2 separate regions of the Mus musculus genome follow, and region 1 is linked to region 2. Evidence: chromatin contacts called from ENCODE Hi-C or POLR2A ChIA-PET data. All regions are on one chromosome and are shown on one strand. The core of a region is the stretch at or near the end of the contact, and the rest is flanking DNA. Distances in the headings are between cores, read along the strand shown. Region 1 holds the start of Kctd13 (potassium channel tetramerisation domain containing 13). Region 2 holds the start of Cdipt (CDP-diacylglycerol--inositol 3-phosphatidyltransferase (phosphatidylinositol synthase)).

Region 1 (3,257 bases), core at 104-2,603, 48 kb before region 2:
GGGTGCTAGGCCAGTCCTGGCAACAGCAAGGCTTCAGGGAGGAGAGCAAGTTCCAGTCAAGAATTACCTTCTCACTGCTCCACCTGGTAGGGAGAGCAGGCTTGGCAATCCCTCTTGGCAGAACACAAGTTTCTTCAGTGCCGGACACATTTCTTGATAACATCTTCTAACAGCCACTTTGCTTCTCCACACTGCTACCTCTCCAGAGCCAACACTAGATTTGTACCCCTGACTGAGCAGCAAAAGAACCAACCAGACCCAGAGAGAGGAGCTTTGCCCAGATCTTCCAGTCAGCTGGTGACAGAGTTGGAGAAGAGAAACTGGAACTCTCTCCCGACACAGGGGTTTTCTATGTAGACTAGGGTTGGACTTGAACTCAGAGAGCCACCTGCTTCTGTCTCCTGAGTGCTGGGATTAAAGGTGTGAGCCAACACTGCCTGGTTTGACTTTGCTTAAACATCCAAGACAAAACCCCTTCCAGACGTTAGGGCAGGCTGTTAAATACCTCAGCTATCACCTCTTGTTCACAATGCCCTATACCTTCTTCTCTTTTGGGGTTCCTTGGAAGGTCTCATGACAGCTGGGATTCTAAGACCTTCACTAGCTTGTCCAGTCTTATTCTTGTAATCGCCACGTTCCTGCCTAATGGTTCTCCTTTTGCTTTGAGATAGGTAAGACTGTATAGGCCAGGATCCCCTGGAGCTCATAATCTCTCTGCCTCAGCCTCCAGGGCTAAAATTAGTTATATGTAATTCAGGTCTCTATCCTTTTCCCTTCAGGGAACTCTTTGCACCCGCCTTCTAACCTGTGAGTCCCCTGGAAACCCTATGGCCTCATTGGAGAACTTTCTTTTTTCTTTTTTTTTTTTTTTTTTTTGTTTTGGTTTTTGGTTTTTTCGAGACAGGGTTCCTCTGTTTAGCCCTGGCTGTCCTGGAACTCACTTTGTAGACCAGGCTGGCCTCGAACTCAGAAATCTGCCTGCCTCTGCCTCCCGAGTGCTGGGATTAGAGGTGTGTGCCACCACGCGCGGTGAACTTTCATTTTGTTGACGGTTCTTCTAACAGTCTGTCAAGTGCACTGAGCTGGGCTAGGAAAACTATACTCAACCTTCAGCCTCTGCGCTTGTTTCTTTTTACGCGAATGAAGCGCTGCTGAAATCGTCACGGGTTGCGGTATTCTCCATCCACATGAACAAGGGGGCAAAGGATCCTTTAGACGTTTTCTCAGAACACCACACCCCCCAACCCGCAGGCTGGACTGCAACGGCGCCACCGACTGCGCACGCCCCGGTTCTTGGCTCCGCCCCCGAGACGCGGCCCTCGGCCTGGCCGCGCCTGCGCAGCTCCGCGCGCCGGCTTCCGGGTGGAGAGAGCGCGCGATGGGGCGGCTGGTGGACGTCGCGGAGTAGCTGTGGAGAGTGGGCGTGTGCGCCGAGCGGCCGGGCGCCGGCGCTGGAGTCGCGGGATCTCAGGGAACCGGACCGGGGCGCAGAGAGGGCCTCCGACTGCCACCCGCGTCCGCTCACTGGCATGTCGGCCGAGGCCTCGGGCCCGGCGCCGGCTGCGGCCGAATGCTTGGAGTCCCCTAGCCCCTCGAGTGTGGAGCCTGGCTCCCCCTCGTACAGTCTGAAGCCCCTCACCCCGAACAGCAAGTATGTGAAGCTGAACGTGGGCGGCTCGCTGCATTACACCACGCTGCGCACCCTCACGGGGCAGGACACCATGCTCAAGGCCATGTTCAGCGGCCGCGTTGAAGTGCTCACAGACGCGGGAGGTATGCGTGCCGCCGGTACACGTGCTGCCCTCCAGCTCCCAGTTCATTCCAGGCTCCCTAGTCCCATCTTATCTTTTCCTAATTCAGAATCTCTCTCTTTCCCCAATCCTTTACTTCCAGCAGTAACATCTGCCAAGCGCTCCATTGCCGATTATCTGCTCTTCTTCCCTTAGTTCAAACAGCCAAGGAACCAGGTCTACTGCAAGCAGTACCCCTCAAACAACCTTTATCACTTACTTCCCACTGCCCAGCCTTTTGTTTGCCTCTCTGCGGTAGAACCGCCCCAGGTAGCCTCGAGAACGGAAAGATTTGGTCTGTCTCTAATACAAGTGCCCAGTGCCCGCACTCTAGGAATCATCCATGAATGCGAAGTGAAGGGCGCAGCTTTTCTTGACAGGTGAACCTTAACCTTCTCGGGAGTGTTGCCTTAAATTTGGGACTCACTTATTGTAGAATAGCTTTAAGGGGAAGGGCTTAACATAGATAAAAGCAAACACTTAGGAGGTGAAGTTCGGCTTTCAAATACCGAAGATGAAAATTCACTTATTTGATTAGTATTGTGATGCGTCAGTTACTGCTAGAGAAAGTTTGGTAAAGGGAAATGATGAATCTTGGGGAGTTAGCCCCACACCCCGCAGGGAGTTGGGGAGGGCATGGAGTAGGAATGACCAGTAAGCAAGAAAATCTCATGTAATCACAGTAATTCTTGGTATTCCAAGTAATGTTACTACTTCATCGTTGTGAACCGGAGGATTGAAGTGGGCATTTTTCATTAAATTAGATGGTTAAAATGAATACAAGGGGTTACATTTATTGATAAGGTAATTTGGTAAGAATCTCCCCCATGGTGAGCTGGGCCTGGTGCCTCCTGCCTATACTGCTAACACTCAGTTTGGGTTACATAATGAGATCCTGACTTTAAAACAACGTTCCCACGGTGAGAGCCTTCTGACTGCCCAGCAGATTTGGGAGGGATCTGTTCCGTGGCAGGTGTGTGTATGATACACTGGAGATGTTTGAAACAGTTTTTGAACATGGCAGAGGTCTGAAACAGGTAAGTATTAGGTTTTCTTGTTGTCGTTCTTGTTGCCTCCCTGTCCCCACAGGGTTTTTTTCATGTCACCTTGGCTGCTGGAACTCACTCTGTAGACCACCAGGCTGGCCGCAAACTCAAGAGATCCACCTGCCTCTGCCTTCCAGATACTGAGATTAAAGGGGTGTGGCGCCAGGCATATATAGGTTTTCCTATGGCGTTGGAATCAGTTTCTAACAATGTATTAGCCCCAGTGCCTCCAGCAAGCCATCCTTCCTTTTGCCTTTTCCCACCCCACCAGGTTGGGTGCTGATTGACCGGAGTGGCCGCCACTTTGGCACAATTCTCAACTACCTGCGGGACGGGTCGGTGCCACTGCCTGAGAGTGCCAGAGAACTCGGGGAGCTGCTAGGTGAAGCCCGATACTACCTGGTCCAGGGCCTGATTGAAG
Region 2 (3,339 bases), core at 714-3,213:
TCGATTTTTGTCAGAGCTGGAGATGACAGAAGACAACAGAATAGGCTGAGAATCAGGAACTGGAGCATCAGGAGGGAATAGAATAGAACTTCATGGTTGAAAACTTCCCCCTACCCTGCTGGGATGCTGTCAACCCTTGCTCTCTCCCCACAGGCTCCTGGGAGAAGGACAGAGCCTCACTCACCGGGTGTCAGTGCCTCGGGTCTTAGTGAAGAACACTGGAATTAGAGGCCCCAGTTAAAGGAACAACTTTCCCCATGTTTAGAAGAGTTGTGGCTAGAGCAGGTAGGGACAAGGGGGTTCCTGGGTAGTGACAATGAATGAGTTAGAAGTTAAGGGGCACTGTGCCTAGGATGGGCAAGGAGGCAGAAGATTCCTGGGGAGAGCAGCTATGGTTGGGAGTGAGTCAGGGACTGGTCTCTAGATGAAGAAGGAGAGCGTTCACCATGTCTAGATATCTGAGTCCCTTGGTCTTTTGTGTTCTTTTCCTTATTGGGCAGAGGACTCAAACGGGAGCGAGCAATAAACAGTGCTTCGTCTGTAAGTTCTGTGCTGATTCGGGTCAGGAATTCTTCAGAGCAGGATAATTTCTGAAAAGGAAGTTAGAATTCAGTCTGCAAATTCCCATTGGTCTGGTGTCTTCCAGGCTGCAGGCTCTGGCTTGGGAAACTGGTATTAGAAGGCCCTAGACCTGGAAAGCTGTCTGTGGGGCCTTAGGGTTAAGGCTCAAGGCTAAGGCTCAAGGCTCATGGCTCAGACAGGGCTCCCTGCCTGGCTCTTCCCATCTCCTTCACTTTTCCATTGTCGTTTACCTGCCCTCCACCTAAGGAGGCGGCAGCTTGAGATGACCTGATGTCCTTTTTGTCCCCACTCCTGGCAGATGTGGATGCCATCCTCCTGGAAACGAAGTTTTTGTTAGACTGAGAAGCCAACCCACACCCCCTCAGATTCCGCCTCACTCCACTCCCGGGGCCCCAGATTTATTTAGTCCATAACTATAGCTCAAACATCCTACTGACTCAGTTCTGTCCTTGAAAAAATTGGTTGTTTTGCCTACTAAGTTGAAGGGAGGGGCTCTCAGAACAACTCCCTTCCCTATTCCCTCCAGAGCCCTTCTTCCTCCTTTTCTGCCAAGGCACTTCCTTAGGCAAGACAGCCAACATGCAGTCCCCGACCCGGCTAATTGGTTGAAATCTTAGGGTACTCGGCAGGAGGGGGGACGGAAAGTTCTAAGGGGACCCTATGATGGGCCTCAGGGGATTGGGAGTCCGGGAAAGAAGGTTGGGAAGAGGGAGAGCCAGGGAAGTGCTGCTCCGGATTGCTATAAAGACCTAAATGTTTACGGAAGTTCTATGGTTCCGTTGCTAGGAGACTAGAGGTTCTAGAACTAAGGACAATGTCCTAGTGTGCCATACTGGCTCTCCTGATTCCTTCTTGGAGGCGGTGACCCCAGAGTTATATCAAGGCATTTAGGAGATGGAAAGGCGTTAGGGTGGAACTTGGGCTCTAATCCTCCCACCACCAGGGCGGCGCTAGAAGCAAGCGGCAGGCATGCTCGGAGCCTCTCTAGCCACCTCTTCCCAGCCTGGGTCCCGGAGAGCGACGAGGATCGCAAGCGTCGCGGGCGGGGAAGCGATGTGGGCTGTACTAAGTCACCCAATCTCTTGGGGAGGCGCAGACTCGGGACGGAGTAATCTCTACGCCTTACGGTTGCCTCCAGGAGTTTACGCCCTCTGTGAAATGCAAAATGCAGATTCCCTCTCAGGTCTCTTCTGCTGCTCCCTTTCCAGTTTCTTCCTTTGCGGCTGGCTCTCGAGTCTCTCCCCTCCCCTGTGCGTTGGTACGAGCCGAAGCCTAGGGGCCCCGGCAGGAAAAGGAAGCAGGCCGGCCTTAAAGGGACCTCAGCCATTATTTATTTAATTAATTTATTTATATTTAAAAGCCGCTCTCTCCTTCTTCCGATGTTCTTAACGTCCCGGACAGAAGAGTAGGCTCCAGAAGCCAGGCGCAGCGGAGCTGCGGAGCCCGCTGCTGGAGACGTCAGCTCCTGCCCATCGGAAGGCCAGGTGTGCGTGAGCTGTGCCCAGGGGTGTCCCGCACCCCGGCGCCCTGCGGGCTCTAACAGCTGGGATTGCCCGGGGGAACTGGGCCCAGGGCTCAGGTGGAGCGGCTGATGCCCGGAGCTGAAAGGTGAGACCACGCTGGTAAGGCTGGTACCAAGACCTTGCCCCTCCAGACCTGGGCCGAGACGACAAGGGGAGCCGCCAAGATGCCAGAGGAAAATATCTTCCTGTTCGTGCCTAACCTTATCGGTGAGTGCTGCCTGCGGCCCCAAAACCAGCGGGGTGGGGGTGGGGAGGGGCGCGAGAAACCCTAAGCTGGCTCCCCAATCACACCCTGTACCTCTCCCATCCCATCCCAAGGTTATGCCCGGATTGTCTTCGCCATCATTTCCTTCTACTTTATGCCCTGCTGCCCCTTCACGGCCTCCTCCTTCTATCTACTCAGCGGACTCCTAGACGCTTTCGATGGACACGCAGCTCGAGCCCTTAATCAAGGTGACAGAACTTTACCACCACCAGCACTAACTGGGGTCCCAACATCCTCTGTCCTTTCCCTGCTTTCTCAGAACCTCGTTGAGAGCTGCCTAGGATATAAGCTTGCTCTTGATGATTGATCTCTGTTTGGGATGGGTGTGGAAGACCTAGACCCTGCATAGCTGTGAGCATGGAATTCCATTCGGGTGTGGCATAATGGCTCATGCTTGTAATGCCAGCACTGATAAGGTAGGTAGATTGCTCCAAGTCAGAAGTCATATTGAGTACCACGTGAGCCAGGACTACACAGTAAAATCCTGCAAAAATAAGTGATTGGGGCTGAAGGCTAAGTTTGTTCTCAGAGGTTAAGACTGCTTACTGCTGCCTGGCGGTGGTGGCGCACGCCTTTAATCCCAGCACTTGGGAGGCAGAGGCAGGCAGATTTCTGAGTTTGAGGCCAGCCTGGTCTACAAAGTGAGTTCCAGGACAGCCAGGGCTATACAGAGAAACCCTGTCTCAAAAACAAACAAACAAAGCAAACAAAACAAACAACAACAACAAAACCGAAAGAATGCTTACTGTTCTTCTAGAGGACCTAGATTTGATTCCCAGAACCAACATGATGGCTTACAACCACCAGTTCCAAGGAATCAATGTCCTCTTCAGGCTATATATATATATGTGTGTGTGTGTGTGTGTGTATATATATATATATACGCTGATAGACACTGAGACCATAGAAGATAAATAAACTTTTAAAAATGTAAGTAAATAACAAAGTTCCATTCAACAGGTGTTTACT

What was found. A loop is a pair of places that touch in the nucleus more often than their neighbours do. ChIA-PET counts read pairs that join two places held with the same protein, here RNA polymerase II (POLR2A).
Region 1: a map of heart shows a loop between it and region 2 (6-fold over the local background). The contact joins the promoter of Kctd13 here to the promoter of Cdipt in region 2. A Hi-C loop is called at or near these places in 2 of 37 maps with a recorded cell type or tissue (both heart). POLR2A ChIA-PET finds 5 or more read pairs at or near these places in 2 of 5 experiments (Patski and embryonic stem cell).

The regions. Positions count from the first base shown.
Region 1 is chr7:126,927,526-126,930,782 of GRCm38, forward strand. It overlaps Kctd13 (potassium channel tetramerisation domain containing 13), which reads left to right and starts at 1,354. Exons shown (of 6, transcript NM_172747.2): 1 at 1,354-1,773; 2 at 3,108-3,257. The coding sequence starts at 1,530. It also overlaps a transcript of Tmem219 not described here.
Region 2 is chr7:126,974,495-126,977,833 of GRCm38, forward strand. It overlaps Cdipt (CDP-diacylglycerol--inositol 3-phosphatidyltransferase (phosphatidylinositol synthase)), which reads left to right and starts at 1,964. Exons shown (of 6, transcript NM_026638.4): 1 at 1,964-2,312; 2 at 2,424-2,558. The coding sequence starts at 2,270. It overlaps Cdiptos (CDIP transferase, opposite strand), which reads right to left and starts at 1,352. Exons shown (of 6, transcript NM_001362232.1): 1 at 1,332-1,352; 2 at 813-897; 3 at 446-590; 4 at 185-218; 5 at 1-16. The coding sequence starts at 893.